3 separate regions of the Mus musculus genome follow, and regions 1 and 2 are each linked to region 3. A link is a loop called in an ENCODE intact Hi-C map of the cell type or tissue named here. Cell type or tissue: heart. All regions are shown on one strand. Each heading gives the region's core, and the rest is flanking DNA. Links, peaks and the distances in the headings are about the cores only.

What was found. Hi-C counts contacts between places; a loop is a spot of excess contacts. Peaks named below come from ENCODE experiments on the same cell type or tissue, not always from the same donor. Only the 100,000 strongest peaks of a DNase experiment are listed, where the experiment ranks them.
Region 1: it touches region 3 in a loop (2.2-fold over the local background); 4 of 42 quality-filtered maps call a loop at or near these places.
Region 2: a loop joins it to region 3, with 4 times the contacts of the local background. A loop is called at or near these places in 7 of 42 quality-filtered maps.

What each region holds. Positions count from the first base shown.
Region 1 is chr4:148,955,184-148,962,881 of GRCm38, forward strand. It overlaps Pex14 (peroxisomal biogenesis factor 14), which reads right to left. Exons shown (of 9, transcript NM_019781.3): 9 at 5,352-6,611. The coding sequence ends at 6,158. Gm17029 (a long non-coding RNA gene) reads left to right here and starts at 4,981. Exons shown (of 3, transcript XR_003955167.1): 1 at 4,981-5,239. In heart, for the core only: a CTCF peak has its summit at 4,967; a DNase peak (open chromatin) is centred at 5,038; H3K4me3 peaks cover 1,447 bases; H3K27ac peaks cover 4,498 bases.
Region 2 is chr4:149,043,526-149,051,223 of GRCm38, forward strand. All of the region lies in intron 2 of Pex14 (peroxisomal biogenesis factor 14), which reads right to left. Among named protein-coding and RNA genes, the nearest start is that of Gm42351, 37 kb to the left of the region's middle. In heart, for the core only: a CTCF peak has its summit at 4,089; DNase peaks (open chromatin) are centred at 4,016, 5,516 and 5,960; H3K4me3 peaks cover 1,302 bases; H3K27ac peaks cover 3,909 bases.
Region 3 is chr4:148,738,690-148,746,387 of GRCm38, forward strand. Gm32897 (a long non-coding RNA gene) reads right to left here. Exons shown (of 3, transcript XR_390956.2): 3 at 6,214-6,512. Among named protein-coding and RNA genes, the nearest start is that of Gm32897, 4.9 kb to the right of the region's middle. In heart, for the core only: a CTCF peak has its summit at 4,121 (motif pointing right); a DNase peak (open chromatin) is centred at 4,122; H3K4me3 peaks cover 1,316 bases; H3K27ac peaks cover 2,327 bases; H3K27me3 peaks cover 747 bases.

The DNA.
Region 1 (7,698 bases), core at 1,842-6,841, 220 kb after region 3:
GGCCACCCGGCAGTGGAGCCTCAAGCCTCCCTAGGTCCCACACTCTGGCCAGCCCTCCTGTGTATTCTCTGGGGCTACAGGGCTGCCACTTGGCAAGGGAATCCCTCAGCTCCTTCCTTCTTCCTGCAGGGACCTGCCCAGTCTAGGAACAGCACGTACCCGGATCCATCCGGATGCTGGCGAGGCTCCAGCTTGGAGCACATGGTGGCAGATCCAGAGGACTAGTGTCATGGGTCTGCAGCCTTCACGCCAAGGTCTGAGCTCCTGGCCTTGATGGCACCAGGGCCGAGGACACCTTTGGAAGTTCAGTCAAACTTCTGCCGGTTTGGGTGGAAGTACAGGTGCCCTGCTGCTCCCAGAGGTCACGTGGCCTCTACCCCAACACTGCCCCTCGGCCTCAGCCTCACCAGCATTGTGCCAGTCCCACTCTGAGCTGGTCTCGAAGTGACCAGAGCTGCCCAAGGACACTGGGAAGAGAATCTAGAGCCCGCCATGGTCTTCCCTACCATCGCCCTGCCTGTCAAATTCCCGCCAGCCACTTTCTCACAAAGCTGGGTCCTTGCTGTGCACTGATGCCCCTCACTGAGCCTGGAGCACACTCAGGCTCCAGGCAGTGTGGGTACAGGGACCAGAGCATGCACAGCCTCACCCGCTGATGCCAGGCTGGGCGCTCCCACCAGAGAGGCTCTCCTCCAGCCCAGCTCAGAGCACCCTTCCCTCTCTGCTTTGCTCCTGGAACTCAGCCCACAAGCTATTTACATAAATATGTTTCTAACAGACATGAAAATAGAGACTTTTTTTGGTCTTATTAAAATGTTCAAGTTGGAACTCGCCTGTTGTTTGTGGATATCTTGATTCTGTTAAATAAAACAGTGACTAATTTATGGGATAAAACACAAGTTCAACAAATTAAAGCCTTTATTGGAGCTTCAGAGGCCCTGGTGGGCTGTGTGGCCTCCCGTGGGGCCTGAGGGGAGGCAGGGAGCCAAGTCCCAAGCTCAGCTGGTGATAGACTGGTGGGTGGTGTGGCCACGGAGCTCCCCCCCGGCACAGTAGTCACCAGGGTGGGACTTGAGGAGTGGAGGCAGTTTTGGGGGTAGACTCATGAGGCCCAAGGGAGGGGGTACTTAGGCAGTTTACTAGTCTTGATGGACCTCCCCAAATATCCTCACATCTCCTGTCCCTAAGCTTTCTGGGCCTGGCTAGACCTTGGCGGACTCACATCCAGGGGATGGTGGGACCTACTTCCCAGCAACCTGCAGAGTGTCCAGGGGCAGGTACTAGGTATCGCTCCAGAGATGGATTGCTGCCCCTGAAGGGCCAAGAAGGGCACACACCCCTGCTTCAGGTACATGAGCCTAGTTGGATGGTGTTCCACCCCTGCCCCTAGACCTAGGAGGGAGCTAGCTGTTGTGGGTGGCACTCCACCCCAAGACCCGGGCTTCGTGATATTCCCTGTACTGGACTCAGAATGCTGTAAAACATGTTTTTGTTCTGGGTTTTAATTAGCTGTGGTGGTGTGACATTTCAACACCCAAACTGGGGCAAATTCAAGGGTTTTGTAGCATGGAGGAATGAGCTGGAAGCAGCTGTGCAGGCTCGCCACTGATCTCAGCGGCCAGACTCTTTCCCAGACAGCACTGGCTAGGGTGTTCTAGTAATGGAGCAGAGCCTGTCTCCAGCTCAGGATGGTGGTGGGGAATACACAGTACTAAGACAGTGCCCTATCCAGTGTCTATTCACTGTCATGAGAGGTGGCTCCAGCTCCACAGGTGGCTTTGGCCTAGAGCCAGGACACAGGGACAAACATCCTGCTAAGGACAGGTCGGGTCTCCAAGAAGCAAGGCCCCCAGGATGCTGGGATCTGAAGACCCTGCAGAAGGGGGGCCCCTACGCCATCCTTTCTGGCAAGTGCTGTCCCAACCTGGGGCCAAGCTGAAAGAACAGGACTTCCACGGGGTGGAGGGCAGCTGCTTGGCCTCAGTGGGAATCACATGACTAAAAGGAGACCACCCCCCCCCACACACACACACACACACTCCTCCGCCAAACCTGCCTGCCTCAAAACTTGCAGCTTTTAGCTTTGCCTGAGCCTTTAGAGGCCAACTGCTCTACCCTGAATCTATACAGGTCCCTTGCCAAGAGCCCTGGAGAGGATGCCACAGTCAGGGCTACAGGTTAGCCAGGCGTCAAGCCACATACACACCCAAGTTACAGTAGCTTTAGTTAGGGTGTATGGAGGCCAGAGGAATATCTTGGCTGCTAAAGCACCTCCGCTGCAAGTACAAAGACCCGAGTCTGATCAACAGAACCTGCATACAAATGCTGGGCTTGGTGTCACACACCTGTAACCCAGGGCTGGGGAGGCAGAAACTGCTGACTGCTAGGGCTGGTGGCCAGCCGGTGAGCTGCAGGCCAAGGAGAGATGTCTCAGAGGAGGCGGACAGTACCCCTGAGGATGAGCCCGGAGGCTGTCTTTGGCCTCTGTGTGCACCTTCGTGGGCATGCACACACATAGAGAGCAAAGCACAGTTTAACCAGAAGCAGCCACCAAGCCACGGCAAGGGCAACAGCCCCGTGCCAGTGTGCCAGGTCGCAGTGGGGGTGGGGATGGACACTAGTGTGTTCTATGAATTCCCTGCTTAACTTTTCAATGTAGGGTGGGCTCGCTGGCTGTACGTCAAGGAGCGGCTGCACAGAAAGCCACGTCCACTGCTCTGTTTATGTGGGCTTTCTTCTCTATATCCTTTTGTTTTTCGAGACAGGGTTTCTCTGTGTAGCCCTGGCTGTCCCGGAACTCACTCTGTAGACCAGGCTGGCCTCAGCCTCCCAAGTGCTGGGATTAAAGGCGTGCACCACCACTGCCCAGCTTCTCTTTATCCTTTAAGGGTCTCTCTAGAGCTGGCTCCAACAGTCCTTGCTGTGGTGGCCCCTCAGGCAGCTGGACCATGCTACCGGACTCAACATCCCTAGCCCTTTAAAGTCTTTCCAGGTCTCACCACACAGCCAGAGGCAGCTCTAGGGATCTTAACCTCTTATGGGAGGACACCAACCTTAAAGCCTCCAATGAAAGCAAACTGAAGATTTGGTCATCATACAGGTAAGTCCCCCACAATGCAGGCTGAGCTCTCAGACTCATTTTGATGAAGAGTCTTAGGGTTATGCTCTGGGGCTGAGCTGTGCAGGCAGGGCTGTAGAAACAGCCCGCCTCCATGGCCGTATGTAATGTGTGCAGTAGCACAGGCATGAAGCAACCCTGAACTCAGCATGCTCCTGAGGTGACTATACAGTCTGTCTGTCTCTTCCTTCCCTGGGCTCCGAGCCAGTGTCTTCTCAAGTCTGGTTGGGTCCCAGAGTAAGTAGAGGGTATGAGGACCCCAGAGGACAGCCAGAGGCTGTTCTTCTATCAATGGGCAAGTTAGTCAGCACCAGGAGGGTTGCACTGTATACAAGATGAGCGAGCGAGACACATCACTAAACGAGTCTTAACTCAGTCGTCCGGGCAGAAGGTCCCTCTCTTCCCTCCCAAGTCACAAGTTTTTCCTAAATATATGTACCTATGCACACATACAACAGAGAAGCCTGATAGTTGAGACACAAACTTAGCAGTCCCTGGGCAACCCTTTTCCCTACCAACAGTACCCACGAAGCCCAAAGCAGGCTCCACACAAGCTCCAGATGTCCTCAAACCCCGCACTGCTTCCTCTTTGGGTGGCACCCCCCAATCTGGCCTTTCTGCCCTGCCCAAGGTAGTTCCAATGAGTCACCCGGTTCTGGGGGAGGCCTGAGTCTGAGGAGAGCTCATACAGGGGGGTCAAGACAGCTGGGCATGGCCTCCAAACACTGGGGTTCATCGTCTCCCAAACGACACTTTATAAAAAGACATCGTAATTGAGTTTGATAGTGCACTCCCTTCCAGAAAGGGCCTGACGGGCGGGCGCTGCCTGCTGCTCACTTCTGCCCCATTCCAAATATTTTTACCTTATTTGGATGAAATGCATTATTTTTCTAATGAAAGGCTTTTTTTTCAAAGGGCTGTTTCCCCCGTCCAGCAGCCGACTTTATTAGGCAGCCCTCACGCAGTTTTGGGGAGGGGCTTTCCTTTCCCTGAAGTCAAGCCAGAGTCCGTCCTCAAAAGCTGAACTCAGGTTTCTGTCCCTTCTCTTCTGAGCTTGAGCCCAGAACCTTCCAAGCTGGTAACGCCCAGGTGGGGAAGGCTCAGGGGCACAGACCTCCTCCAGGCCCAGCTCCTATGTCCCTAAGAAGCACAACATGACAGCACTTAGCACTCGCTGCCCCAGACCCCACTCTGGCTTCATTTCTGCCCCAGGGTCTCTGGCCCTCTAGACTTTTCTGGTTCTTTTTAGAAGGGACCTCAGAAGTTACAGCAGTACAGATGGTTACCGTACCAAAGACGGTAGCAACAGTGTTCCCTGGTGATCCACTCACTAGAGGGCACGGTCCGGCCCTCTGATGGCTCAGGTCTACACCCTGCCTGACACTGGGACTCCTTGAGGTTCCTGGGGGAGCAAGGTCTCCCAGCCATGTAGGCTGGTCATTCCAGGAGTGAGGAAACATGGTTTCCTTGGGGACGTCAGGGGGCAGGGACAGGAAAAAGAATGATGGCAGGGAAGCGCCTGTCAGGGTGCTGCCTCTCTCTAGGACGAGGAGGCTAGAGATGCAGACCTAGGATTCATGGGAGATGATACAGGAAGACCTGAGACAGAGAAAGGGGGGTGTGTGGGGGGAAGATATCTTCTGGGACAAAGCGGCCCACGGTCACCCCCTCAGCCATGCTGGTGTGTAGGTCTCCCCTCCTTTCCCAGACAGTGAGAGGCAGAGGCCATTGGAGCCTCTGGAGGGGCAGCAGTGGCCTCTACCAGGCACTCTCCACTTCCCAGGCCCCCATCCGCATGAGGCGCATGACCGGAAACTCCATGGCTCCAGGCATGGCCAGCCCTGGTGGACAGAGTAGAGACTGTCCCTTGGAAGGCACTCCTCCTGCCCCCCAGCTTTCTGGTCACAGCTCAGCACGCTGTGAAGGTTAAAGGGAGACAGGGCGGGCTTGAGCGACTCGGCAGAGTAGACAGGCTCCTGGGGAATGTGCATCCATTTAAGGAAGGCAGCTCATCCTGCAGCACCAGGTCTATATACAGTAACGAGTCCCTTCCCTCCTGCTCTCGGGGGAATGTCGCCCTCCACAGACACCAGCGCGAGGAAGGAGCCCCTCCAGTTGTAGGTGAGTGCCTCCGACAGGTCCCTCAGGGCCCAGCTCTGGTAGTTACCTGGTGGAGCTTTAGCTGAGACCCACCTCCGAGGCACGGGCTAGCAGACGAGGTCAGAGCCAGGAATTAAATATGGCAACTCGTATTTATTACAATTATGTACAGTCATATCTTATATTCTGAAATCTATACATGATCACATAAATGAACATGTGTTTCTCAGTGGGAAGGTCAGACATGGCTGTTGGTCAGGAAGGCCCTGCTGCCTGGCTCCACCAGGAGGGAGAAGCACGCCTCACCACCGAGGAGCTAAACCACGACACAGCAAGCGAGACGTCTTGTGTGATACAGAGGACAGCAGGGCAGGTGGGGTGGGGACAGGTGCCCAAGAGCAGCATCTGTCAGCCAGGACTTTGGAAGGCTGGGTCCTAGGAGGCCCGCAAGATGAAGAGCAGGCCCAGGGCCCTGGCTTTTGGAACAGGCAAAGAAGAAGCCACAAGCCAGGCCAGGGCACAGTGGGAGAGACAGCAAGACCACAGGGGCCATAGTTTCCCTGCACTGAGGTGACAGAGGCAGGAGATGACATGAGCTCTGGCCATGCATGGTGCCAGGTGGTCAAGATACTCGGAGGATACACCTTGACAAGACACCTGTCAGGGAGGGGGCGAGGCAGCAGGGGCGTTGAGTGCAGAGCTCCTGAGTTCTCTGCCTGGCTTGTGGACAGCCAGAGCCGCTGGGGCTGGCTGGGGCTGGCTGGGGCTGGGCCGTGTTTGGGAGGCTGGTGAACAGAAATGCAGCCCACACTGCTGCGCTGAAGGGCAGCCCCACCCCTACCTGGGCTTCCGCCCAGTCGTGGAGGCAGAGCCGCAGCCCTTGCCCACCTGCCTCTGATGTCCCGGGGCACTGGGAAGGCGGGCAGCCAAGTGCCAGCCCTAGTCTCGCTCAGTCTCATTGCTGGCACCTTCCGGCCGCCGCAGCTTCTCTACCTGCTCATTGATCTGCCCATCGCCGCCCCGTCGGTCCTCCCTCTGCACCCCAAGGACGTCCTCCTCATCCACATGGCTGACGTCATCATCCTCATCGTCCTCATCCTCCTTGTCCTCCCTCTTCTCCTCCTCACCCTGCACCTCCATCCTCACCTGGCCCTTGACATCTAGCACCCCTTCACCCTCTTCCTGGGGACCCAGCAGGTGGTATGTGGCCGTGGAGCCCTCCGGGCTGTGGCTGTCCTTCCCAGGAGAGGATGACGTAGACTCGTTGCTGACAGGGGAGATGTCACTGCTGCTGTGGTGGTTGACAGCCGCAGGGCTGGAGGGTGATGAAGACTTCACTGGGATCTGCCAGGAGGGGATCTTCGGGGCCGACGGGGAAGGAGGGAACTGTCTCCTAGCAGTGGACAAGGAAAAAGAAAAGCAGGTAGAGGTTGGTGACAGCACCTGGCTCCAGTGCCACACATCCCCTTGGTCCCTGATCCCTGAACACTCAAGCGATGGCAGCAGTTTCTCCAGGGTCACGAGGCAGGGCCCACTGGAGGCCCCATCAGCCAAGCTAGTGTGTCTACCAGAAGTGTTCAGTGCTGCCCGATGCCCTAACGCAGCCTCGCCCACCCCAGGGCAGGACCTACCCACCTTGGCAACTGTTGGTCTGCCAGCAGGGGGCCCAACACGCTCTGGAGTTGCCCCACCCACATTCAATATTGTCCCTACTCCTCTCCTGTGGCCAGATGGGGACAAGGAGGCAAAAGAGGACCAAGGCTGGGAACCCGGGAGCCCCTGGCTAATGTGCCCATAATCTCAGCCAAGGACAGCAGTGGGGAACCCTGGCTACTGTCATTCAGACCTCTGAGCCCAAACTTTGACCAAGCAAAAGCCAGCTCTGCTGGGCCCTCAGCCAGCAGCCAGCCAGACTGAAGCCCATTCCAGGACAGACCTGGGAAGTTGGGTCAACATGGTCATGGCTCAGAAGTGCAGCTCTATAACATGAAGTCCTGTTTCTGCAAAGGCCAAGAGGACAAGTCCTGTTCCTGCCCAGGGCTGTGCCACCTACCAGCACTGGTCACACAGTCAGCCTTCAACCCCAGAGCCCACCCGGTGGCACACGCACATCCGGGCCTGCACCACACACACACAAGCAGCTCAGTTTGCGGTTTCCTTGGTTTCAGGGTCACCTGATGGCCTGCATCTGTCCCCTAACCACAGAGGCACCTGTCTTCTAGGTTTGGAAGGCCAAAGACTTCTAAGGACAGACAATCTGCATGCCCTGCCTGACTGGCCACATCTGTTGTGGAGACACCCCCCCTCACCTTAGGAAGTGTGCCCCTCCAGCCTGGGCTCCTCAGAGCATGCCGTACCCCATCCTTGCTGCTCCCACAAAGCCCACCTTGGCTGTGGAGGCCTTGCCTCACAGCTTCTAAGCCCCTGGCCTAGCAGACACTCATGCTTCCAGGTAGAGCCCGCTTGCGTGCACTCAGGCC
Region 2 (7,698 bases), core at 1,842-6,841, 310 kb after region 3:
CTCCCTGCAGATGATGAGCTGCCTCCAACACTGCCAACAGCCCTGACCACCACCACAGACTGTGGGACAACCAACAGCTCTAGACTACAGAGAATTCAATGTGTGAGCCCCCAATATGGTGCTTACCCTCTCAAGTAGATCACCTCAGGTTACAGGGGAAAGAGAAAAACATCTAACAAATCTCTACATTATGATGAAGAGCCTGGAGAAGGGAAGGTTCAAGAGCAAAGACAGAAAGAAGAGAAATAGGGGAAAAAAGGGGGGGATGAGCAAAGGAGAAAGGGGGTGAAAAGAGAGGACAGAGAGGAAAGAGAAAAGGCGTAGGGGTGGGGTGGGGGGTGCGCTATGCTCCAGAAAGAGTGGGGACAGGTATACATCACACAGGCCCTCTGGGGTCAACACCAATCCGCACCACTCAGATGGCTTAGGGATAATTGTGTTCACCTGAGAAAATAATACACTTTCTCCATGGAAGAAAATGACAGTGCTGGTATCATGCGGCAGGCTCTGTGGCTGCGATGTGTGTACTGGGTGTCACAGGAAATGTGGATGAACAGGTCTTGGGCAGGAGACATGAACCGCACAGCTCCTATCATTCACCCATACAAAGAAAAAGCCTTCCTGCATCCTTCCAAAATTCCCCATGATAGAGCGAGAAGACGGAATCACACCACTAAAACGCCCAGGTTTCACCTTGCTCTTTTAATACAGTCCTTGGTATATGCATTTCTGGTCAGAGAGCAAAGTTCTGATGGGTTTAATGGTGCACTCAATGCAGTGCTTGGCGCATTCCATCAATTTTTTTTTTAAAAATTGCATCTCTTATTTCTTTAAATACATTAATCAGCCTAGTGTAGGCAAAACGGATCCATCGGACAATGCAATAAACATGAATTATCATCTATCCAACACGCATAATGGCTTAAAAATACATAATAGCAGGTGTAGTTTAAATGATTAGTTATTACACCTGTGGTGGGTCTGATTCAATTGGGAAAAATCATCTTTAATAGGTTAAAAGGTTTAGATCACCATGCTTTCCTTAAAGTGGCTGCAGAGAGGGATGATGGAGTGCTCTGCCATTAGTAATTCATTTAAGGAAAACGTGGGGGATATAGCAAAGAACAGCATAAACGAGCGAATCCAATTTAAACATCAGGTAAAGTAGAAAACACCTTTTAAAAAAGCAAGATAAATGAATTTGGAAGGGAGATGAAATTGACGTATTTATTTTAACGGGAATTTGACAAAGTCCCGGCACACTTCAAACTTGCAAAAATATGAACAATTTCTTTTAAAGTTTCCACTCACTAATTTCAAGTCATATAAAATAATACTGCCAAACACCTACATAAAGTGTTTTTGAGGCTTGTTTATGTTCCCCTTGATCTTTGTCTGAAAATGCAGGCGACAGGCAAATCACATATTTAACAGCATCGATATCACTACACCAGATGCAAAAATATAAAGCACCCAAACTAATAGCCTCAACGTAATGTGCTGAATAAGATACCCAGCTACACAGCTATGTGTAAGTGTGAGCACACAAACCTCTCTCCTCCTTTCTCTAATTATTTCTCCAACCACTCTTCACTCCCCCCCCACACACACACACAAAACACTAGCACACTGACAGGGTGGGGGCGGGGAGGGTGGTAAAGAACTTTGTCTGATCTAGAATTTTATAGCCCTGTGATTCATGTGTTGATGGTAAAAGATATCCCAAAACTCCTTACCCATAATGCAAAGGTCTTCCCCACTACACTAACTGTCCAGGTGCTCAGTCTGGGTCTCCTGTCGGGCACTTTTCATTAACTTCATGGACAGTTCAACTGACTTCCCTCTCAAAGGTCCAACACACACAGCGTGCTTTGGTTGGACTCAATGAGTTTGTGGCCTATCCTGGGTTATCATTTGATTTTCTAATTAGAGGATGAATGTGACTATTCATGGGTTATATTTGTGCCCAACTAAATTACATAAATTCAGGCCAAATCTTCGTCTCAATGTCAAAGATGTAAAACGGAGCTGGGAACTTTACTGCACATGCTGTGGGAGTGCGGGAGCCACGGAGAAGCCAGGCACAACACTCCTGATGCCATTGCTGGGCCGCTTGCTGTGGAGTCCAGTCCCCAACTCTTAGACTGACTGAGTTCTTAATGAGTGCACCTCAAATTAGCAGTAGCTAGTTTGATTTTTAAAATTCAAGATGAACTCTGAAAACAATCAGAAGCAAAGTTTCTCATTTCCCCCATTGTCCCAAAAGGCAAAACAAAGGAACTCTGCCACCCACCAACTCCAGGGTTTTAGGAAAGTTTGTCATTTTACTGCTTATCCTTTAAAGTGACAAGGACAGACAGACAGACAGACTCTCCTCTCTGCAGTCTTTGGTTAGGGTGGAGCCTGTGACAATCACTGAGAGAGGAAGTGGGGGAGGTTTCAGGCTGTAAAGCACCTCTGGATTAAAGGTGACTGGCCCCCTGAGCAGGATCTGTCTGTGAGACCAGGATCTGTGACCACGCCATGCGCTCTGGTGCTGCTGCTATGTGATACTGATACTCTGAGCAGGGTGCAGGGTAAGTAAAGCCTGGGGGAGGAGCCAGGATCCAGATAACCTTCACTGAGGAGACACTTCCTACGTGTCTGCCATTCTCCCACTAAAGACCCATCCGCTGTAATCTTCAGAACACAGGTTATTTTCTTCGTGAGGGGGACAGGAGACAGAGCCTGCCTAACAACAAACTCAGGGACTGAGGGAGTCTCAGGCACTCTGCACCTGACATGTAAGCCCTGATGCACTCTCTCTGGTGACACTTATTTGGAATGCCACCAACTCCAGCACCTCTGTGTACTACGCACACATCTATCTCCTAAAATGTGAGCATTCATTAGCCAGCTTAAAATATTAAAAAATATTCAAAAATTAATGACCTTAGCAACCCTTAAGCCACGTCCTTTTTAACCCAGAGAGATGGCACCTAGAGGGCAGGGGGAAATGACCAGCACACAGGCCTGAAACTCCACTCCAGTGCCCCATTGCTCCCACACTGCTCACAAGATTAAATTGCCTGTGAAAGGCTCCTCGATCCAGCTCTAAGGCAGACACCCAGGATCATGGTAACAGGCGCTAGAGCAGAGCCAGCTCCAGTTTTAACAAGGGCTGACTTTAAAAGCCGGGCAGTGCTGAGGAGAGAGCCTTCGTGAAGCAGAAATGTTGCGTTTTAGTAAGAAATCAGTACTCTGTCAGGAGTTCCTTGACAAATACGGTCATCCGTGGCACAAGGAAATAGTTGCAAAGCAGCTGTTAATCAGAGAAACACATCGGAGAACGCTGATGCTAGCACTCGTGAAAAAATGCAACGGGCTAATTATGAAGCCATATATCTCACTAAAGAGGCTGTGTGCCTTGAGATTCTAGGCAACGCACACTCAGATCCAGGGTCCTAGGACAACATAATTCTGGTTTTCTGCATCTCTGATCTATAGTTCACAGTGTTTGGCTCTCTATTCTTTCTCAATTCTTCACTCTTTCAGTTAGGACACAGGCTAGGAAGGGAAGGAAGCAGGGGCAAACGCAAGTCACATTCCAAGACACTGTAGGAACACATCTAAAAGATGACACACCTCAAGTCAAAGCAGAAGCAAAGTCTGTGAGCCTGCAAAAGAAAGGGAATGTGGGAACAGACAGCAGGTGCACCAACAGAGCCAACGTGTGGGAACTTCAATTTCCACGAGGAACCACAGCAATAAACAGAAAAATAGAAACAATGTATCGGGAAGTTAAAAGGAAAAAAGGGATCTTCCAGAGAGCTGCTTCCCCGGGTGTGAAATTCAATGCAGAAAAGCCAAGGGTCTCACAGCCAGGTACAGGAGGGAAAGTTAATATGCAGAGGAAGGCTCGGTCAGCCAAAATTCAATACGATTTGCTGCAAGGACGAGGAGGAACAGGCTCCCCGAAACCAGACGAGGGAGGGGGAGGGGCGCCACCGCACTCTCAGAGCAAAACCACTGGAATGGCAAGAGGGGAATAACCTTGAGGTGGACATGCAGTCAGGAAGCCAAGCACAGAGCCAAAGTGCCCCCTAGCAGGAGCCAGTGGCGACGCAGGCCAGAGGTGGCCGCTCACACAGCTAACAGAGGTGGCTAACTCACACAGCCCAAATTAAGTGTTTTCACTCTGGGAAAATGAAATGTTTTGCAAGATGAAACAGAATGAAAATTGAGGTTTTAGGTAATTACTAGTTGGCATTTACATATCACGGGCTGGTTCAACACCTATTCATTTTCCTCTTTTATTTAAAAAATTGCTCATTAAAAATGAACAGATGACAGTGACAGGGTTTTAGGACTTTTTTTTTTAATTCTTTCTCCTTCTCTAAGGGGTACAAAATCGAGAGGTACATTTTAGCCCATTTATCTACAAATTAGCACACAAGCGTGCACATGCAAGCATGGGTGCACACATTTATATTTAATTTATATTAAACGTGTAAAAAGGAAATAAAAGAAAGGAAAGTCTATCCACAAAACCCTGAAGTTCACGAACTAAAGACAGTTAACTGAACTTAGGAAGGGATGGATATCATCAAGTGCCCTGGTGCTCAAAGAGTCAAAGGAAGGGCTCTCCCTTTCAGCTGGGATCTCCTGGTTGTGGTCACTGTGCCCTTCCTATTGCTGAGATGGGTTCCAGCCCTGTAGTGATTATGTATGCATGTGAGCCCTAATTTCCTTTGTTTTCTTTTCCTTGCTCCTTTTGTTTTTCACATTAAAGAATAAAACACCTCTGTAGAAGCACAGAGGAAAGCTGGGCGTGGTGGCACATGCCTTTAATCCCAGCACTTGGGAGGCAGACAGATTTCTGAGTTCGAGGCCAGCCTGGTCTACAGAGTGAGTTCCAGGACAGCCAGGGCTACACAGAGACACATTGTCTCGAAAAACAAAAACAAAAAAACAACAAAAAAAAAACAAAAAAACAAAAAACAAAAAAAAAGAAGCAGCAGCAGCAGCAACAGCAGCAGAGAGGAGTTGACGTGATTCAACATAATATATTTTAGGGGCTATTGTGTAAATCTGTATTTAGGGGAGTCTAAAGCATGCATTATTGACCCCAGCCTCTCTTAAAACATTGATAAATGAAGTAAAAGCCTCTATGAAAAGTGGCAACTTTGCATGTGCAAAAACTACCTTTCAAAGTGAAATCTCTCTGTCATTCACATTTTCCCCCCCCTTGGCCCTAGTTAAAAATACTGCGAGAGTGACTCCCCGTCACATGCCAGTGTTTTGTTGTTTTATGGGAATAGTTCTTCCAGAGAGGAATGTGGCGGTAAACTATCTTAAACCACCCACACTACTTAGTACCAAGTGACAGTGGTCTCAGGGACCAGGTGACTTGGGAGAGATTTTCCTGCTCAGCAGAGGACTCTGGGCCAACTTACTGCACAGAGGCAGCTGGAGCCTGGGGCAGGCGAGCCGCGGGGCAGGGCTGCAGATGCTGCACACCACTGAGTGCCCTCACTGCAGAAGGAGCGGAACACGCCAGCCGGCTATAGAGGAAATGAAAACCCCGGCCTCTGGGCTGAGAAGATCAAAGTTCCTTTTTAGGAAAGGTTGAGAAGGAAAAGGATTTTCTCCTTTAGGCAGAAAGAAAAGCAAATTTAAATGCCTTGTCCCCACACATCCCCACCTGAATTTCCACAGCAACCCCTCTAATTTCTGATGCAGCCAACAAAGCAGTTACCCAAAGAGGGGAGAAAAAAAGGATGACATTTGCCTTTTCCTTGGCTTTGAAATCCGACTGGCAGCGGATTGTTTGAAGTCCTGTTTAGAGAGGAAACTGTAATAGCCTCCATACTGAAAAGAGGAGGGAAATGCCATTATACACGGATCACGGTAGCAGTGACCTCAGCAGAGAAGGCAAACGAGCTGGCTCTGAGCCGGAGGTCGGTGAGCTAGCATGCCAGGAACAGAAATAAAAGGTTTACGCGCCAGAACTGAGTGGTAGCAAGAGTCGGAGACTTGATCCCGGGAAGCACCAACAAGAGCAAGGCACTCAAAGCCCAGAGCAGCATCTCTCCATAGCTCCTTGCTGCTCTTGTCCGCAGCCCCTCTAACTCCCTGCACTGCTAAAGAGGAAGCAGAAAACACCCAGGCTTTGTGTTGTAAAATTAATGAAGGTGTCAAGCTGCTGAGTTGAATCACTGCAAAGGAATGTAATGACTCAGTGTCCACGGTGCTGATGCTCCTAAGGAGAGCGGCGAGCTGGAGACCAGCACTAAAGCTATGCAGCAGGCCGGCCCCAGGACCTTCCTGATGATACCTGGGTTCCTTCTCTCTGCTGCTCGCTAAATGTTATGCTTTCCCAATTACTGCTCCGCTCAGGAGCTCAAGAGCTTGGCTCATAGAGAACTACTGCAGCTCCCACTTCTCAAGTCTGGGCCAAGTTCTCTCTTGTCATGCATGACTAAGCTGTGACAGGAACAAAGAAAGGTTGTGTCCCTGAAAGTGGCAACCTTAAGGATTAAGTCATCACTGGGGCTGGACACAAAATAAATGACTACCAGGTGGCATGTGAAGCACTCCCTCTGGAGGGCTTGACACCTGCTGATCACAGGGCAAGATGGGCTTGTGTGTTCCACGGGAGAGAATGTCGGCATCGGGAAATGTTGTCTCCATTACATGCACTGGCAGGCTCAGAATTCATAGCCTCCTGCCTCGGCCTGCCAAGATGCTGAGACTGCAGGAGTGTGCTGAAATATCTGTATAAGCTAAAACCTTCTGAGGAGTCATTAACTGGTACCTCGGACAGATAGCTAAGGGGGAAAGGGACTAAAGCATCGACAACTAAGGTTTGAATACAGAAAGGAGCTGCCACAGCCTACAAATAGCTTAAGTTCCAAGAATCTGGGGCTAGAGAGATGGATGGATGGCTCAGCAGTTAAGAGGACTGGATTCCATTCCCAGCACTCATAGATAGGCTCACAACTGTCTATAACTCCAATTCCTGGGGGATCCAACCCTCTTTTGGCATCTGCAGGCACCAGGCACACAAGTAGTACATAGACAAACATGCAGACAAAACACTCATACATGTTAAAGAAAATTAATTAGTTAATTAAAGATAGCAAAAGTTAGAAATGGCAGATTTGGACAGCTAAAGATCACCTGCAGCTCCACCAAGCAGCAGACCTGTGGCCGACACCAGACAACCAAGTCCTGACTCCTGCTGTCGCTCTAGAGCACTTCCTGGCCCTCTGCAGAGTAAAGCAGCAGTGTGACTCTGCACGCAGAGTGTGGTTCACGGCAGAGAATGCTGGCCGGCTCGAGGATTTTCAAACCAGAGTACAACATAGGAATTGGAAATGCACTACTCGGATGGCGAGCTGTGAGCAGCTCCTCTGGGAGGGAATTGTTCCCTCAGCACACCCAGGCCAAGACAGCAGGCAGAAATGGGTTCTCTATTGGAACCGACTCTCTCTGCCGGGATGGGGCAGCAGACATCAGATGTCCCACATATCCCATGAAACAAGTTCATGGCCAGGTCATACATGCTAATAATACAGTCCCTAACACAAGTCCCATGTCTGTAGACAACTTCCTAAGTGTCCCATCCAAACTGTCCAACACAGAGGGACCTCTGATGTTCGCAAGTTAAAGGTACTGAAGTAAGGAAGGCACACGTGGTTCTCACACCCACTGTCT
Region 3 (7,698 bases), core at 1,334-6,333:
CTAATAAACATTCCCGGGTGAGTGAGTGAGTGAATGAACGAATGAATATCAGGATGAATGAGGGGGGCAAGTGAATGAATCAATGACTGACTGACTGGACAAAAGAATGAATGAACCAGGAAGGGAAAGAATGAATGGGTGTGATTATGAATGCCAAGTAGAAGGGGCTAGAGACAGGACAGTTTCTTCTGAGCCCTGGTCCCCACTGTGAACCTGTTTCCCCCAACTGTTTATTCTGTTGTGTAAAGTGCATAGGAAACATGATAATAATTAAAGCAGACACAACAACAGGTAATTAATTGCATTTCCCAAATTTGATCCATGCATATGAATGAGCGGGAGGTCACGGATTGGGTTGGTTGTTTAGGGGGTGGGGACCCCATTCTCTTCCCCTCAGGATCTCAGAGTGCATGCAGCTCCTGGAGGCTGGTCCCCAGAGAGCATGTCTCCTCTTCCCCTGGGTGGGGCTCTGGCTCCCTGGGTCCCAGATGGGAGGGAGGATTAAGGAAGGGCTCTGCAGGGAAGCTCAATAGCTAGCAGAGATGTCCTCCGGCGCCCGCTTACAGACACAGGATGTCTTTGGCCTGACCTTGTGGCCACTAGTTTAGCACGGGGGAGGGACCCTAGGCACTGGCTGAATGAAGAGGCCCAGGTACTTGTTTTAGGAATCCAGACGCTGCTGGTGGTGGTGGTGGTGGTGGGGTTTAGGGATGTAGCTCCTTTGGTAGCAGCGCCTGCCAGGAAGCCTGAAGCTCCCGGTTTGGTTCTCAGCCCTGGTGGTGTTCCCCTGTAATCTCAGCACTTGGGAGGTGGCGGCAGGAGGATCAGAAGTTCAAAGTCTTCACCAGCTATTTAAAGAATTGTAGGCTAGCGTGGGTTACACGGTTGCCTTGTCTAAGGAAGGAAGGCAAGAAGGAAGGAAGGAGGGAAGGGAAAGATGGGGAAGTTGGAATCCTTGGGTGGATATTTGCATTGTGGGGTCTGAGTGGGACCCTGTCCACAGTGTAAACAAACCCCAACACGATTGGGAAGCTCTTTGGCGAGCCTGGACAGGCACTCAGATCCTAGAACAAGAACAGAGCTTTCCCTGCCTTGTCCCTCCTCCAAGAGAGTATCTGTGGGGGGCAGCAGGTTCACAGTGAAGTCTAGCCTGGAGTTCTGGTTGACTGGAGGACACAGGGATGCTTTGCTCTGGCCCCAGCAATTTGACATTGGTATTCTAACCAGAAGGAGCTTTGGGGGAGTGGGGACAGTGCAAGGGGGGGTTTCCTTCAGGAAGGCTGTTCAACCCACAGTCTCCTGATGGATGTGCTGCCTCTCTGGCCCCCCTCCTGAACTGAGTCCTATGTAAACGAGCAGTCTCCTCCTTTTTTTTTCAGAGCTGGCTGCAGAGCCTGTTTATGGCCCCAGAGTGGACCGGGCTGATGACCAGGCAGCCAACAGGAGTCAGGGACCACAGTGGGCTTCGAGCTTTGCTGTGTCCTTTTGCCTTGCTCCAGAGCGAATGTTATACGAATCACTCCGACTCCTGCTCCCAAAGGACATTCCTGTACCCGCAGCGACGAGCTCACCCCCTGTGATCTCCCACCAGTGGCCCAGGGACAGTGGTGGGCAGATATCCAGCTGTTCCAGGGACAACGTGGGTGTGTGCTCTGCGGGTCCCTGGAGGTCCCTAGAGATTCCCAGACCTCTTCACTGACACTCAATGCTTTTGCTGCCCAACGCTCTCATTGCTTCCCTTGGGGTCTCGCTCAAGTGAAATACCCCCAAATCTTTAGATTGCTTTCGGGAAAACTCCAAACCTGAAAAAAAATAAAGTTACTAAAAAAAAAAAAAAAGCCAGACACACACCTTTGTGTCTCAGAACCCTCTCCAGGAGGCCAGTTAGCCTGGTGCCTCTCTGCGAGCCCTATGAGGTTGAGAGAACTTGGATTGCAAACATAGTTGCTCTGGGGTGGGGGTAGCATTTGGAAGGCAGAGGCAGGCATATCTCTGAGTTCCAGGCCAGCCTAGTCTACAGAGCAAGTTTCAGGGCAGCCAGGACTACAGAGAAACCCTGTTTGTTGGTTTGTTTCGGGGTGGTGGTGGTGGGTGGGCAGGGAAAGTTACTGTATTCTGGAAAGCAAGTTGTCTGTAAACCTGGGCAAGAATTATCTCAGCAGAGCCCGGAGTCACTGCACAGCCCACCTGAGGCCCCTGTGGCCCTCAACACCCTGCTTTTTCATTCCCGTCAACATCTCAGATGAGGCAACCGAGCAGAGCAGAAGCAAGCGTGTAATCCAGGCCACACCTGAAAGATTCTAAGTCCAAGGTTTCTAAATGGTTGTCACACGTTATCATCGAGCTGGCCGTCGTTCCTTGAGAGGTAATTTGGGACCCTGTGTGTGTTTCCTGTGGGTCCCATTTGCACACTTGCCGTCATCAGTCTGGCTGTCTCCCCCCACCCCCTACCCCAAAGCAACAGTGTTTGCAACCCACGTTCCCTCAGCCTCGAAGGGCTTGCAGAGAGGCTCCAAGCTGGCTGACCTCTTGGCGAGTGGTTCTAGGACACAGACTGTCTGGGTAGAAGAGTGGAGTTCTGTTCTGCCCCAAGTGTCTCTGCTCATCCCAGCTTCAGGCTGAGGGGAGAGTGAAGCTCCGTTCACACCTGAGCAGTGTGGTATGGAGCCGGGGAGTCTGCCTTTCTGTGCCTCAAGTCTCTCATCTGCTTATGGTTCTGATTTGCAGAGTCGCTGAGACTATGTGTCCCAGGTCAACATAGCACCCAGCCACCCACTTAGATCCATGCTCCCAACCACTATGTCACCCCTTCCTTCTAGGTTACTAAGGTTGGGCCTTGGATCAGGCGAAAGCGACAGTAATTGGAGTAGATGAACTGTCAATAGAAAGGCCACAGCGGGGGTGGGGTGGTGGGGGGTGGTGGTGGTGGTGGTGGTGGAGAAATGGCTCAGTGGTTAAGAGCATTGACTGCTCTTCCAAAGGTCCTGAGTTCAAATCTCAGCAACCACATGGTGGCTCACAAACATCCATAATGAGATCTGATGCCCCTTCCTGAGGTGTCTGAAGACAGCTACAGTGTACTTAAATATAATAAATAAATAAATAAATAAATAAATAAAATCTTTAAAAAAAAAAAGAAAGGCCACAGGGATGTGAGGGCGGCTGTAAGGGACACATGGGCACTTGGCTTCCTTAAGTACCTTCCTGTTAGGAGATGGTGGCCAGCCCAGAGAGCAAGTGACCACACCAGGGGTCCTAGGGATAACAGGCATGTTGCAACATATGCTAGGGGAAAGGGACTTTCTCTTGATCATCATCCTCCAAAGGGTGATTTTTATTTATTTATTTTTATTGTATGTATATGAGTGTTTTGCCTGCGTATTAGTGTGTATGTCACGTGGATGCCTGATGCCTGAGGAGGCCAGAAGAGGGCATAGGATCTCTGGAACTGCAGTTACAAATGGTTATGAGCTGTGGGTGCTGTGAGTCTAACCCAGGTCCTCTGTAAGAGCAGCGAGTGTTCTTAACCCTGAGCCACCTATCTCTTCAGAGCATCTCCCCATCCCCTTTGCAAGGAGAGGTAGGGTTTCAACGATGTAGACCAGGTAGACCTCGAATTCATGAGATCCTCCTTCTCTGCCTCCAAATGCACACCCAGCTGCATCTTCTTAACAACAACAACAACAACAACAACAAAAAACCTTTGTATTTTTTACTCTTCAAAGGATTGGATTTCATTATGACATTTTCATGCCTATATATTATTGTACTGTGCTCCACCCCTCCCCCACACCTCAGACTTATAAATATTCCACAGCAACTTGGAAGTACTTGTGAAACTGCTTGCACTCCTTTGAATTAAGACCCTGCGTTGTCCAGGCTTGCCCTTCCTGGAGGCTGCACTGCAGGCTTAGCCCAAGCCCAGGTTCAGAGGCCCTGGAGGTGCCAGGCTTCCCCATTCTGCCCCACCGCACACATGGATCTCACGCTTGGCATGTTCCCCGATTCTGGTAGCCTCGCTTCCTGATCAGTCTTGGGGTTTCTGGAGCGAGGAGGGTGTGCGTGGGGCGCGAAGTTTCCGGGCTGCAGGATCTGCTGCGTGGGGGCCCGTTTGGGCCGGGTCGCGCGCTGCCCGCGACCGCCGGTAGGGGGCGCCTTAGTCATGCATTATTCATCGGCAGCCCGCGTCGCTCGCCTTCCCCCGCGCGGGCTGCGGGCTGCGCGGAGGAGCGGGAGCGCGGAGCCTTCACAATATTGTGGCAGCTTCGCGAATGACGGCTGCGGGGAGGCGGGGGGCGCAGCCTCAGGCGGCGGCGGGGGCGCGGGCGCGGGCGGGGAGCGGTCCCGGATGGGGGCGAGGAGGGGCTGGTTCAGGGTGAGGGCAGAGCCTGCAGCATCCGTCTGTACGTCCAGGCATCCTCTTTTCCTTCCATCAAGTCAGCCAGCACTAGGGAACATCTGGCCGGGGCGGGCGAGGTGTAGGGGACGCGATGGTGAATAAGGTAGGCCTGGTCCCTGTCCTTTCAAAACTTCATCTCCAAGTGGTCAGGGAGACACATTTAAAAGCAAGCAGATAATTCAGATAGTCCCAGGTAAGCGTGCACTGTATAAGCGAGCGCCACGGGCATGGTGGACCGGGAGAGAGCTTCTGAGAGGCGGTGACAGTGTGCAAAGATGAACCTGACTTTGAACATTCCAACCTCTGGCCTTTCTCCCTGTCTCCCTCAAGGCCTCACGGAAATCAGCTCCTCTCACCCTCAGTCACCCAAGAAGTCAGGAGGGTTTTGATGAGACCTGGATGGGGGCACGAATCCAAACTATGGGGTCCCTGCCTAGCCACCCTCTGGGATCAACCCGGGATGGCAGGAGCCCGAGTCATCTCAGCTCTCAAAGCTCCCACCTCTTACTCTGCTCCAGGAGAGGAGTTGGGAGGGAGACACGGAGGGCGTGGGCTCAGGGTCACCAGCAGCATCAGGTTTCCTTTCACTTGTACAAAGACTCGTTGACGCCTGAGCACGTCAATACCCTTAATGACAGGGAAAGGAGCTGGGACTCCAGACCGGTGCCCCCACTCCGCCTCCCCCTCCCCTGCTCTCCCCTCTGGGCCCATCTTCTTCCTCTTCTGTGCCTTCTCTCTCCTATCTGTCCCCCTCTGTCTCCTGTCTGTCCTTCCTCTCCTTTCTCTTTTGGCCCTCTGTCTAGTCCTGATGTCTTGCTTGCCTTCTCTCTCCTCTCCTCTCCTCTCCTCTCCTCTCCTCTCCTCTCCTCTCCTCTCCTCTCCTCTCCTCTCCTCTCCTCTCCTCTCCTCTCCTCTCCTCTCCTCTCCTCTCCTCTCCTCTCCTCTCCTCTCCTCTCCTCTCCTCTCCTCTCCTCTCCTCTCCTCTCCTCTGACTCCTTTCTTTCTCCTTCCCCAGTCCCCACAGCAACTGTACACACGCTAACTCACACCCTGCAGCTTCAGACCCCAGCTAGACTCTGACTCCTCTGTCCCTCCAGACCCCTTGAGATGCCGCTGGCCTCCTGGAGGCAGGGCCTATGTGATGGTGGCACCTGAGCAGAGGTCGCTCAGCTTTTGTCCTGCGACCTCTGCCCCAAAGGCTCACGGGTAGCAGTCCTTGCACTGCCCCGGGGCATGCTGGGGGATGTAAATGGCAAGTTTGGGGTGGGGCTAGGCTGAAGAGGAGAGTTTGAGGAGGATTTTCTGTTTTGTATTTTTTATGACCATATATAATTTCGCGTTTCTCCCCTCAGCCTCTGCCTCCTTGGCTCCCAGATGTGTCCCACATTGAAGAATTATCTCTCCTCCCTAGAGTGAAATAAATGCAATCAATATGAGTATTGCTCTCAGGGCCTTGAAATATTACATTAATGTTCCATGTGGTGACATTTTAGCTGGAATTTTCAAATACATTATGATGGTTCAAATTAATATTTATCAGAGCAGCTTTTATATTTTGCAAAAGAGAGAGAGAGAGAGAGAGAGGGAGAGAGAGAGAGGGAGAGAGGGAGAGAGGGAGAAAAGGAAAGACAGAGAGAGCATTATTAAAATACAAAATGCAGATGAAGTCTAAAATCGATGGTTCATTTTCCAGCACTTTCCAGGGGCTGTCTTTAGCTTTCTGGGTTTGTTTTAAAATTTATTGGTGTTCCAGGCAAATCTATTGGGCTCGCAGAACCCCCTGGCCAGCCTCCCCTCTCCATCCCCTTTAGCAGGCTATGGGTCTCTTCCTTTTCTGCCTTTCCCTCTTTATTATCCTGAAATGTAAATTACGACATTAGCCCAGTCCTTATTTTTTTTTTAAACTCTCCGATGATTAAATCTGCTACACGACATCTTTGTCCTTTCTATAAATTAAATCATCTTGGCTTTGCACCTCCAGCTCAGGGCGGATGCCACACGGGTGTCCAGGCAGCAGGCCTCTGAAGAGGAGGTCTGTGGTTCTTGGTCCCTTCAGAAGCGGACATGGGGGCAATCTGTGGGGCAGGGGGATTGCTTCCAGCTCCTGGTTTTTCTGTAAATAAGAAATGTGGAGTGGAGGGAGGAGGTTGGAGAACACTCCACTTTATTTCAGTCACTTCCAAACTGATTACTCTGTGAAGTGGAAAATCTAGGCAGATTAACGGTTCCATCTCTCTTTTCTTTCGCTCCCCCCACCCCCGCCTCCTCTTGTCTTTCTTTCTTTTTTTTCACTCCCAGGGTCTTCTCCTATTTTTTTTTCCTTTTTTCAAGTTGTATTAAAAAATAATTAATGGGGACCAGCAAGATGTCTCTCAGCAGATAAAGTGCTGGCCACACAAGCCTGACAGTGTGAGTTCGATTCCCCAGAACCCACATGAAGGTTGAGGGAAAGAACTGACTTCGTAAAGTTGCCCTATGGTCACAGGCATGTGATGTCACCCAAGTGTGCACACACATAATTTTTTAAATATGTAATTTAATATATATAGTCCAGCATCTTTGGGGACAATGTGTTCCTTGGAAGACTCTCCCCAGTCTTAGCCACACAGGCTGTGTCCGGGAGCTTTGCGAATGTTAACAGTGCCCATTTCACTCCTAACTTGTTATCTTTTGCAGATTTTTTATTTCTTTTTATTTTTTTTGAGTCTTCCTCCCTTGAGTTCTGGGTGAGAGATCCGGCTGGAAAGAATGCATGTTGTCAGGTGCATAAGGCAGCACACACACACACACACACACACACACACACACACACACACACAGACACGGCAGCTCACACGCACCAGCACGTAACCGCAAACGCAGCCATAGGGAGACCGTAGGACTGACTACAGAAAGCGAGCCACCCTCCCAATTTCCCCTCTGCTGCTGATCTGGCCAAAAAGAACGACAGGAAACTCAAAAAAAGAAAAGGAGAGGGGATCGATTATTCGACCTGTACTTGAACCCGGCTGAAAGAGATAAAGCGGAATTTTCAATAGGTCCCCTGCCCTTTTCACCAGGAGGGAAAGAGGAGAAGAAAAACAAGAGATATTTATATGACAGCAGCTGCTGGAAATAGCATTTCAGAGCCATTAAAAAAAAAAAAAAGGCAAAACAAAACTCAATGGGAAAAGAAGAACGGGACTCCTTGCTTGCTCCCCAAAAGGCAAGACAGGCAGCCAGCAAGCATCCCCGGCTGAAATGCGTGCATGCCTCCTATAGATCTGTTTGAAATTATACTTGTCATTGAGGGGGAATTT